Linked DNA regions of Homo sapiens: regions 1 and 3 are each linked to region 2. Evidence: chromatin contacts called from ENCODE Hi-C or POLR2A ChIA-PET data. All regions are on one chromosome and are shown on one strand. The core of a region is the stretch at or near the end of the contact, and the rest is flanking DNA. Distances in the headings are between cores, read along the strand shown.

Region 1 (3,834 bases), core at 1,013-3,512, 900 kb after region 2:
AACAAATTAGCTGCAAGACTAGAAATTACAGTTTAGGCAGCTAGAGGCTTCCCCAATTGCTCCTAGGGATAACACACTGTAAAGCCTAAGATTTGTGTGATTTTTTTTTTTCAGACCCTGCACTGATGGATCCGCTGGTGCCACCCAGATCAATAAACTGGCTCATCTGATCTTGTGGCCCCCATCCAGGAACCAACTCAGAGCAAGAAGACAGCTTCAACTCCCTATGCCTTCATCTCTGATACGACCTGTCAACACGCCCCACTCCCTGGCCCCCTACCTGCCAAATTATCCTTAAAAAAACTCCCATCCCTAAATTTTCCGGGAGAATGATTTGAGTAGTTAACTCTGGTCTCTCGTTCTGGCTCTGCATGAATTAAACTCTTTCTCTATTGCAATTCCTGTCTAGATAAATCGGCTCTATCTGGACAGCAGGCAAAATGAGCCTGTTGGGTAGTCACAATATATTGATAAAAGGATTAATCCCAAAGCAATGTTCTGATTATGTCACCTAATTATGGTCACATCATCTGACGTTTGAGGAAACTGATTTTCGGGCAGGATCCCCAGGAGTTGGAGACCAATCTGGGCAGTAAAGTGAGACCCCTCTCTACAGAAACAAAAAAAAGGTCCTACATGGGAGCATCACTTGAGCCCACAAGAGCCATGACCACGCAACTGCACTCCAGTCTGGGTAAGAGTGAGACCCCATCTCAGCCGGGCGCGGTGGCTCACGCCTGTAATCCCAGCACTTTGGGAGGCTGAGGCGGGCTGATCACCTGACGCCATGAGTTCGAGACCACCCTGCCCAACATGGTGAAACCCCGCCTCTACTAAAAACACAAAAATTAGCCGAGCCGTGGTGGCGGGCGCTTGTAATCCCAGCTACTCGGGAGGCTGAGGCAGGAGAATCGCCTGAACCCGGGAGGCGAAGGTTGCAGTGAGCTGAGATGGCACCACTGCACTCCAGCCTGGGGGGGACAAGAGCGAGACTTCATCTCAAAAAAAAAAAAAAAAAAGATTTTCACCAAATAATACAATTAAAAACTGAAAAGCAGCTTACTTACTGTTTTTTGGTCCCTGGCTCAACTCATCTTGCCACTCTTTGGGAGCAAGAGTCTCAGAAGCATCTTTCTCAGGAATGCAATCTCTCTTCTAAGCTAAGTGCGTAAAATATCCATCAAGACAACGAGAACAAGTAGGGATACACACCTGAACTTCATCATCCTTTCGGATGGGCATGGATCGCACGTTGTACTTCTGTCTCAGCTCTTTGGAAAGAGGGGAAGACATAATCTTCCTTCGAATGTGGGAAGGTGCATTGAAATGCCTTTTGCGATTCTTGCTTCGGTCGGAAGTCACAAAGGGATTAAACTTCATTTTGGCTAAATAAAAAGTTAAAAAGACTCTTAAATGACCAAAATCTCATCCAGCTTCCAAACAAATAACCGCAATGATTTTATCTTGATAGTCTAGAATGATCATAGGCAGTGTCATGTTGTGCAACTTCAACAAAAACTGTTTGATCGGAAGGGCCTATCAACCGAAGCTCGAAACTTTTTATTTTTTGTTTTATTCGGGTGTTTTCTGTATATGTTTACGGACTAAAGACTTTTGCATCAAAAACACTTGTCCTAGTTATAAGACCTTTTAGTTACACTCTCCCAACTCCTCAAGTAGTGCCTGAGGAAATCAAGACTGGACTTACATCTCTGCTGAGCAGACCGACAACGCAATTCTCTTAACTATAACCTCACGTTTTAGAAGGTACAATCAACGTTCATCTTCTACAGGCTTAAGAGTGAATACGTATAGCCCCGCCAAAATGAATAAGGCCCACCAACCCGAACCTGGAAAAGCCTGCACACGTCTCGGGTCCTAAAAGCCTCCCAGTGGGCAAGTGTGGTCTGGAAATTCCGTGAAGACTTTACCGAGAAGTTACTTCGAGACCATTCTCTAGGAAACGACACTACCCAGACTCCAGTCTATTTCCACAGGCTCCCTTCCCTCAGCTCGTTTTCGAGTTCCCAAATCCCCGGTCCCTCCATCCATCTCCGGCCCGGCGGCCCTTGATTTAAGAAAGCAACAGATAAAAAACCATCCCAGTCTCTCCTTCCTGGCTGCTACTCGGCCGACAAGAGACTCTCGGGGTCCCCGCGGTCGGAAGCCACCATGCCCAAGAACGGATGGCTGCTGATTACACCCGCTTGCCCGCCGAATCCTTACCCGCTCCCGCTTCGGTGATGGCCGCAAAAGGGAAGAGAACTACACGCTGCTTCCGGTTCTGTAAGTTTACCAAAGATCTCGCGAGACCTATGTCTCTCGGAGCGAGAGGGGCGCGGAGTTTGAGCGAGGGGAGTAAACTGGGAAATAAATTTATGGCTAGTGTCACCTAGTGGCTAGGAGGGGAACTGCGAGGGATTGCAAAACTCCCCTCCTCCAGGTCCTAGTGTCTCCCTTCCGAGACCCGGGTGCTGCCGCTGAATCCTCTGGGAAGGGTAGTCCCGGGGCTATTGGCTAAGGCTGCTCAGGGTCCAACTGCCCCTGGGGGTGATGAAGGAACGAGCGGCCCCAGGAGACCGCCCAGGAGACCCGCTGGTACCTTCACTCCCAGGTGCCGGGGCGGGGGCCGGCACCCCTTAGCCGGGGAAGCGCAGGCCCTGCTTCTGGCCGCCAGGAGGCGCGGGGACGCCGGCCGGCCGGTCGCCTGGGTCCCTGCACTCACCGTCCCCTCCCGCCCGTGGCGTGGGCGCGGCCAGCGTGCCGGTACTTTAACGAGCTCCACCGCGACGCCGGCCACCGCCCCTGCACCTGGGCGTCTGCTGACCGCACAGCAGGGCCCGCCAGAGATTCAGTTCTGGGTGGTGAGGGGCCTTGCGAGGACCAGGGCCACCGATCGCCGCCTGCCCCCGCGGAAATAGGTCCAAGGCCGCGTTTCCAAGGCGCCCCCAGTGCTGTGGGAGGTGCTGGTCCAGACCACGCTTCGAAGGAGCCAGGCGAGAGGAAGCCTCTCGGTGCGGGGAGCTGCGCGGGTTTCTAAATGCTCGGCCTGTTTGCGTCCAGTTCAGGACCAGACGGAAGCCGTGCGCTCCCTGCAAATGGTTTCTTTTCTTCTTCTTCGTGTGTGTGTGTGTGTGTGTGTGTGTGTGTGTGTGTGTGTGTGTGTGTGTGTGTGTGTGTGTGTGTCTTTTTCTTCTTTTTGAGACAGTTTCGCTCTTGTTGCTCAGGCTGGAGCGCACTGGCACGATCTCCACTCACTGCAACCTCCGCCTCCCGGGTTCTCCTGCCTCAGCCTCCTGAGTAGCTGGGATTACAGGCGCCCGCCACCACGCCCGGCTAATTTTTGTAGTTTTAGTAGAGACGAGGGTTCACCATGTTGGCCAGGCTGGTCTCGAACTCCCGACCTCAGGCAATCCGCCCGCCTCAGCCTCCCAAAGTGCTGGGATTACAGGCGTGAGCCACCGCGCCCGGCCCCTGCAAATGGTTTCTGAGGCAGCGGCAGTGCAGCAGGCACCGGCGCTGAACGGCTTCTGCTGAATGAATGACACGGGTGTCACAGTGACAGAGGACAGGCGTTTCACAAGAATACCGAAGACGTAGTGAGCCTTCTGAGTGTGGGGACGCTCTTCTCTACACTTTACATCATGAATTCTTTTAATCCACAAAATGGCTCTGTTGTTGCTGGTATTATTGTCCCCATTTTACAGATTGGGCAACTCAGCCACAGAGAAATGAGAGGAACTTGGTGCAAGGTTATACAGGACCCATAAGTCACAGCAGAACCCGTGCAGGCTGGCTCCCCGGCCTCTTCTGGGAACTGTATATGGCCCCAAT
Region 2 (3,582 bases), core at 133-2,632:
GGGAAGGTGGAGGAGTGAGATAGAACTTGGGAGCCCGGGGGTTGGGAGGGACAGGGATAAATAGAGGCAAAGACTGAAGACAAACATGGGAGGAGAAGTGACTGGAAAAGAACTGGTGTGGGAGAGGGATACCTCTCAGAGTCAAGGGTGACTTGGGGACTTGGTGGAGAGGGACTACCTGGAAGACCTGGGGCCAGCCTGGGACCAAGGGATGTGGAGACCAGGCTGGGTCCTGGAATCAGGGCATAACTAAGGGGTAAAGTCTGAGGAGCAGATCCAAACGGCTGAGGCAGGGAGGCCGTGGGCCACGGGGAGGACTTCACTCAGCAGCAAAGAGAAGAGCATTGGGGCTGGAGTGTTCCGGCAAAGACAGAGCCAGCAGCTGCGGTGGGGGAGGGGAGCGTGCCTCCCCACCCCTCCCCTCACGGCAAAGGTTTCCTTTCCTCGTGCTTGTGCCCCCCCCTTGGGGTGGTGACGTGACATTGACATCAAACAAGGATTACTCTGAATGTGGCTTGCAGTGGTGTCGTCTCTGCTTTGGAGGGAGAGTGGAAAGTCCTACGACCGTTCTCATTGGAGAACCCCTTGGGATCCCCGCCCCCCATTTTATTCCTGAAATATTCTACAAAGTGGAGGATTTCCTAATGTTCAGATGCCTTGACCCCAAATCCCCCAGGACTTTCGTGGCCCGCCCCATGGCTAATCTGCTTTTCTCGGATTGTCGCGGTCCCGTGATCTCTCCCGGACAGTGGCCACCCTCCTTCCAGAGCAGGCCTCCCAGCTGAAGTCTCTTCGAGAGGCTCAGGCCATGGATCTAGGATCATGGCTCGGTACAGCGCGGCATTACAGGCCAGGAGATGCCCACCCGTCTCCGGGGGCCGTTTGACAAACATCGGCTACTTCCGGACAAGCCACTGGTCCTGCCATCTTGGTTTGTTCATGCATATTCAGCAAGAGAACTGCATATTCATGAGCAACCGCCCTTCCCCGGGAGGACCCGCCCCGCCCCGCCGCCATTACCGATTCGCAGAGCAGACCATTTTCCAGCTGGGGGGGGCTACGAATGAGAGGCTTTTGCTGAAGATGAAACCGTTGTCCAAACTAGAATGAAAGCGGCCCAATTTTACCCTCGAGTCTTCAAACCTTAAGCCTCAGTGCAAAAGGGAGCAGCGAGGAGAGGCGGTGGGATTAAAGAAAAAAATTCTTCTCTCCCTGTCACTTCAAAAGGTCGCCCAACCAGCGAGCGGGGGGTTTACCCACGACTCTGGCTCGCACCCCTTGCGGGCCTGCGCAGGCGGCCCCGTAGCGCAAGGGAGGGCGGGAAAGGAAGGGGCGGGGACGCGAGGGCGAATCTATAAGAAGCGTCGTTCAGCGAGTTCGCTGCTCAGAAGCGCCGAGAGCGCGGCCGGGACGGTTGGAGAAGAAGGCGGCTCCCGGAAGGGGGAGAGACAAACTGCCGTAACCTCTGCCGTTCAGGAACCCGGTTACTTATTTATTCGTTACCCTTTTTCTTCTTCCTCCCCCAAAAACCTTTTCCTTTTCCCTTCTTTTTTTTTCCTTTTTGGGAGCTGAAAAATTTCCGGTAAGGGAAAGAAGGGCTCCTTTCGCTCCTTATTTCCCCGCCTCCTTCCCTCCCCCACCTTCCCCTCCTCCGGCTTTTTCCTCCCAACTCGGGGAGGTCCTTCCCGGTGGCCGCCCTGACGAGGTCTGAGCACCTAGGCGGAGGCGGCGCAGGCTTTTTGTAGTGAGGTTTGCGCCTGCGCAGCGCGCCTGCCTCCGCCATGCACGGGGGTGGCCCCCCCTCGGGGGACAGCGCATGCCCGCTGCGCACCATCAAGAGAGTCCAGTTCGGAGTCCTGAGTCCGGATGAACTGGTAAGCGGCTCTGTCCTCCCCTTCCCCCCTCCTCCCCTGGCGGGCGGGGCCGGACGGGGGCTGCGGAAACTTGGCGCTTTCTCGCTGCTTATGGGTGACGGGCCAGGAGCATGGCTCAGCAGCGCCAAGGCCGTGTAGGCGCCAGTCTCGGGCCTCCCAGAGTTATATTTTGCAAAGAGTTGAGCAGGCGTAGCGCTTTGTCCGAGATGGGGGGCTGGCTGGAGGGTGAGAAGGAGGGAGAGAAGGATGACTGATTTCACACTCCAGAGTTACCGACGTTAAAGGCGATCCGACGAATCCTAGGGAGTCTTTACAAGTTTGGTTAAGAAGCCAAACCCGGGTAGCTTCCTCCTCTTCTGTAATACAAATGTTAACTGAGCACCTGCTCTGTTGAAGACACAGGAGACTCGGGTTACAGAGGTGAACACGACAGACCAGGACCCTACCTTCAAGAGCACTGTCTGTGGGAAAGGGCAAGCAGTAAACATGAATACAATGAATGAATGAGATAATTCAGTTAATGGCATTTGTCTCGAATAGAGTGAAAAGGGGTAATCCCATGGAGAGTCACTGAGCTGGGGCTACTTTATTTTTTTATTTTTATTTTATTTTATTTTTTGAGACGGAGTCTTGCTCTGTCGCCCAGGCTGGAGTGCAATGGCACGATCTCGGCTCACTGCAATCTCCGCCTCCCGGGTTCAAGCGATTCTCCTGCCTTAGCCTCCTGAGTAGCTGGGATTACAGGCATGCGCCACCATGCCCCGCTAATTTTTGTATTTTTAGTAGAGGAGGGGTTTTGCCATGTTGGCCAGGCTGGTCTCGAACGCCTGCCCTGAGGTGATTCTCCCCCGTCTTTTTTTTTTTTTTTTTTTTTTTGAGACGGAGTTTCGCTCTTATTCCCCAGGCCAGAGTGCAATGGCTGAACTCCTGACTTCAGGTGATCCACCCGCCTCGGCCTCTCAAAGTGCTGGGATTACAGGCGTGAGCTACCGCGCCCGTCGAGGTGGGGCTACTTTAGATGGGATGGCGTCAGGGTCTGGGAAGGCCTATCTTAGAAGACATTACCCAAATGATGAGAGGCAGCCAGTCGTCGAAGCCATAGTTTGGATGGCGAGAGCTTTTCCGGCAGAGGAAATAGCAAGTGCAAAGGGCCTGAGGGAGAAATGAACTTGGGCTTGTCCTACAGGGTGAAAGGCGGCCGGTGTGGCTGAGGTTTAGTGGATGAGAGAAGAGTGTTACAGAAATAGGCTGGAGAAGCATGGGATATTGTATATTATGGTAAGGAGTCAGGACTTAATTCCATTTTCAGTAGGTAGTCGTTGACAATTATAAACAGAGTGACAGCACATTTGAAAAAACTACTGCTGTAGTTGCTCTATGAAGAACTGATGCGAGAGGAGGAGAGACCAGAGAGAGGAGGGCAGCCCTAGGGGAGAGCTATTGGTGACTTGGACTTTTTCCCTTGTGGCGCTAAGTAGAGGAGCCCACTGGCTGGAAAGAATGGAGTTAAGTGGCTGTTTGTGGATAGAGACCATTTTTGCTGGGAGAAAGTTCAGCTATGTCAGGAGTCAGAACGTCCTGACCTCACACCATACCACAGAATCAGTTCCAGATGAAGTTAAGACTTAAACCTAAAAAAACCCATAAAGCACTAGAAAAAAAATAGAAGGCTTTTGCAGGGCTGATACCAGAGACAGAAGTCCTTAAT
Region 3 (3,740 bases), core at 731-3,230, 710 kb after region 2:
TCTTTCCCCACGGAGCCTGAGACATCTCCACCCCCACCCCACTCCCAGCACCAGCCCCAAGGGAGCTGCGTGAACAACACCGACCCTCATTCCCATTCCTTTGGCTTATTAATCACTGCAACCCCACACAGACTCAGCCTCAGCCTTCGCAGCAGCAGCACTTTAATTCCACAAAAACTCAGAAAGCCAAAACTGATTAGAACACTCCACAACAGGTGAGCTTCAAAACCAGCAACATTCTACCTGAACCCTGAGAGCAGTGAGACGCCTCCCACCTCACCCCCTCCGCCGTGCAACCCATTCCTCCTAGCTGCACGCCGGTTCTGGCTGGGGAAGTGGTATGGTAGAGGGCCAGAGGGCAGAAGCAGAAGGCTCTCCATCAGCAGGGGTGCATCTTTGCCTGCGGGGTGTTTGGCCAAGGACGGCACAAGCTCCCACAGCCCCTGGCACCTGAGATGTGGCCACTGGAGTCAGGATAGCCACAGTGGGGGCTGGGGCTTCCTCTGTCCCTTTCTCCTGATTACATGTGGGAGTCACGTCCTCACCTTCAAGCAGACCTAAAGCCCCGTGTTCCCAGGGCTGGTGCTCTAGCTAGGGAGGAGAGTTGGGAAGAACAGGGTAGCTACAGATGGCCAACTGAATACAAGCAGAGCAACATCCCTTCCCACCAGGAGAGCCGTTAGAACTTCCCCACATACACCAGCCTAAGGCCCAGCGAGTGGGCACGGGCCAGCTGAACGCATCTGGAAGAGCCTCCAACACACAGGCCTCCCCTCAGTGGGCACTTCCCACCAGGACTCCCTGAAGAGTCCTTAGGGTCCTGCTGGGCCCTGCCCTGGCCAGGACCGGCCTCTCCTGTCCTCCTGGTCACTTGCACAGGGCCTCCAACACCTCCAGAGTACGTCGGATATCCCGGACTTGGCGCGCCAGCCCCTGAACCGGCTGCAGAGCCCGCTCCAGCTCCTCGCAGCGCGCCAGCAGGGTGTACATGCCCTTGATGCTCATGTCCACGGCTTCACCTAAGGAGTCCACAGCATCGCGGTAGGTCTGGATGCAACCCACGCTCAGCGCCGTCAGCTCCTGCACCGCGCCACCCAGACCGCGAAGCAGACGGTCCACCCGGCCTCCCAGCTCCCGACTCAACCGCTCCAGATCCCGCAGCACCTCGGGGTCGATTGGGGGAATGGCCGGTGTGGGTGTGGGTGCAGGCGCTGGGCAGGGCCGCGCAGGGGCAGAAGGCGGGGGTGGAGGCGCGCCGCTCAGACGGATCTTGAGTTGCAGGTTGTTGGCGACAAAGTGGGTAAGGTCGCCGTGGCGGCTCACTGTGCCTTCGAGCTCCAGGGGACTGGAGATGGTGGCGCGGCGTCCGCCGCCCGCGCCGGACTCGGCACTCCCTGAGGACCCGGCGCCACCGCACGCCTCGCTCAGCCCGTCCAGGCTGCGGCTGTCCTGAAGACGGCTGGAGAACGAGCGGCCGGCTCTGCTGCCCGCGGCCGCCTCCTCGTCGTTGTCTTCCTCCTCCTGCTGCTCAACATCCATCCCGCCGCCTGGTCCCCCTCGACGGCAGTCCCTCCCGGAGGAGGGCTTGCCCTCGGGCGGCGCCGGGTTCTTGTGCCGGGAGGACAGGGAAGGTTCGTGCTCTGCACCCGGCGCCCCCCTGCGGCTCCCGGCCCCAGACAGCGTCCCTTGAGGGCCGGGCTCGTTCTCCAGAGCCTCCCGTTCCGGCCGGTGGACGACGCCGCAGCTTGACGTCTTCGGGGACGTCCTGGGGTGGCGGTTCGCGCCCCCAACGTTCTCGGTCTCTTCCTCCCCGGACACCCGGAGGCCTGCGGGCGGCTCAGAGGACGTTCGGCCCGGCCCGCCGCCAAAGACTAGGGCCTGATGTTCCGCTACAGCCAGAAGGTCCGTCTCGGGCCCGGGCCGCCCCCGAGACGACTCCATACTGCAGGTGGGGGCCGCAACGGAGGAATTGGTTCGCCCCGGCTCCGGAGGCAGTGGCTGCGCCTTTAAGGGGCGTTGGTAGAGGCGAGCCGATTGGCAGCGGCTGACAATGGTAAGGACAGGAAAAGCATTTTGATTGGTCGCGGCGACCAGGAAGTCCCGGAAGAAGAGCTGTTACTGCACAGCGGAACACACGTGAACGCCGGCAGGGTGGAGAGAAGGAGGTGACAGCTGCTCCCGTCGCCCCGCCCTTTCTGAAAGCTGATGGGGCAGATCTTAAAGACCAAGGTCCTCAAATTCCTGAGTCCCGAGGGGTGGGGCTCAGATCCTTTCTGCCTGTAATTGTACCCCCCCCAACAGTGATTGCTTAGCAAAAATACCAAGTGGGGAGCCCACTTGGGGTTCCTAGAGAGGTTCTTAGGATGAAAATGGCATATCCTTCTTGGACCATCAGGGTTGAACCTAGTTGACTAAAAAGAAGGAAACCAGAAGTCCAGCATGAGCATGAATGGTTTGCTCTATCTTTCTTGGTTAAGAGACCTAACCACTGAACTGCTCAGAGCGACCCACTGTGGTCAAGGCAGCGGCCTCTGGGCTTTCCTATGCGTTTGTCACTCTTGTTCTGTGTCTCTTGCCCCTTTCACACTGAGGGGTCTCGCCCCTTGGAGGATGGCGTGTGATTTTGCCACGAGGTAAAATATTCAACAAATGAAATGATCACAAATTTTGATATGTGCTATACAGGAAATAAAGTGTTATGATTGAGAATATAACTGAGCAGGCACTAGTTTAGGTAAGGGGTCAGGAAAATACCTCTTTGGTGAGACTTTTAACTAAAAAGAACCAAAAAGACGCAGCCACCCCCCAGGCAGAGAGAAGAAAACTTGAGCTACCTCTCAGAGACAAAGAAGTCTTGACGTATTCAAGAAACTGAGGTGAGGGGGCAGGAGACATTGGGACTAAAACAAAATCAGCAAGATAAGGGGAAGGATTTCGAGCCAAGGAGCTGAACAGGCAGCAGGGGCCACGTCATGCAGGGGGCCTTGTAGTTCCTGTTAGGGAATGGAGATTTCCTCTAAATGCAATGGTGCAGCGACATTGGAAAGGTTGTACATTGCAACACATAGCCAAAGCTTGGAGACATCAGTATTTTTATTTATTTATTTATTTATTTATTTATTTATTTATTTATGTATTTAGAGACAGAGTCCCACTCCGTCACCCAGGCTGGAGTGCAGTGGCGCGATCTCGGCTCACTGCAACCTCCGCCTCCTGGGTTCACGCGATTCTCCTAACTCAGTCTCCCGGGTAGCTGGGATTACAAGCGCCCGCCACCACGCCCGGCTAATTTTGTATTTTTAGTAGAGATGGGGTTTCACCATGTTGGCCAGGCTGGTCTTGAACTACTGGCCTCAAGTGATCCACCCGCCTCGGCCTCCCAAAGTGCTAGCATGACAGGCGTGAGCCACCGTGCCCGGCCAGACATCAGTATTTAATAAAAACAGTTTGCTAACTCTCCTTAGCTGACAAAGGATGTGGTTGTTTTTTCCATTTGGATAGAGAGATGTCTTGAGGCAGTGTCATGCCAGCATTCAGAAGTGCAACTCCCCAGAACTTCCCAGCACTACTATCCCCAGGTGCCTGCCGGGGTCCTAGCCAGCCAACCCTAATGATAGTAGCTCAATCTTTCACCACGCCTGAGGAGTCCACAATTGTCAGCTGTCTGTATCTTATAGTCACCTGCAGCTTGACAAAACCTGTCATTCCTTTGCTCTAAAAAAAAAAACCTAAAAAGCTCA

The links. Hi-C counts contacts between places; a loop is a spot of excess contacts on that map. ChIA-PET counts read pairs that join two places held with the same protein, here RNA polymerase II (POLR2A). Pooled maps may share reads with other maps.
Region 1: a pooled map shows a loop between it and region 2 (8-fold over the local background). The contact joins the promoter of RPL26 here to the promoter of POLR2A in region 2. A Hi-C loop is called at or near these places in 6 of 50 pooled maps. POLR2A ChIA-PET finds 5 or more read pairs at or near these places in 2 of 52 experiments (GM10248 and activated naive CD4-positive, alpha-beta T cell).
Region 3: a loop to region 2 is called in a pooled map, with 13 times the contacts of the local background. The contact joins the promoter of BORCS6 here to the promoter of POLR2A in region 2. A Hi-C loop is called at or near these places in 10 of 50 pooled maps. POLR2A ChIA-PET finds 5 or more read pairs at or near these places in 3 of 52 experiments (A549, K562 and MCF 10A).

Annotation. Positions count from the first base shown.
Region 1 is chr17:8,380,931-8,384,764 of GRCh38, forward strand. It overlaps RPL26 (ribosomal protein L26), which reads right to left and starts at 2,263. Exons shown (of 4, transcript NM_000987.5): 1 at 2,227-2,263; 2 at 1,213-1,385. The coding sequence starts at 1,380. RefSeq lists enhancers at 1,721-2,438, 2,018-2,187, 2,439-3,156 and a silencer at 2,588-2,857.
Region 2 is chr17:7,482,984-7,486,565 of GRCh38, forward strand. It overlaps POLR2A (RNA polymerase II subunit A), which reads left to right and starts at 1,383. Exons shown (of 30, transcript NM_000937.5): 1 at 1,383-1,874. The coding sequence starts at 1,782. SLC35G6 (solute carrier family 35 member G6) reads left to right here. Exons shown (of 2, transcript NM_001102614.2): 2 at 1-513. The coding sequence ends at 18. It also overlaps a transcript of ZBTB4 not described here. RefSeq lists enhancers at 322-591, 595-1,589, 682-731, 822-891, 1,590-2,583 and a silencer at 1,702-2,021.
Region 3 is chr17:8,188,200-8,191,939 of GRCh38, forward strand. BORCS6 (BLOC-1 related complex subunit 6) reads right to left here and starts at 1,981. Exons shown (of 1, transcript NM_017622.3): 1 at 146-1,981. The coding sequence starts at 1,941. The coding sequence ends at 868. LOC124903913 (a long non-coding RNA gene) reads right to left here. Exons shown (of 2, transcript XR_007065604.1): 2 at 3,076-3,740. RefSeq lists enhancers at 1-9, 1,148-1,794, 1,773-2,052, 1,795-2,440 and silencers at 1,233-1,282, 1,353-1,412, 1,613-1,662.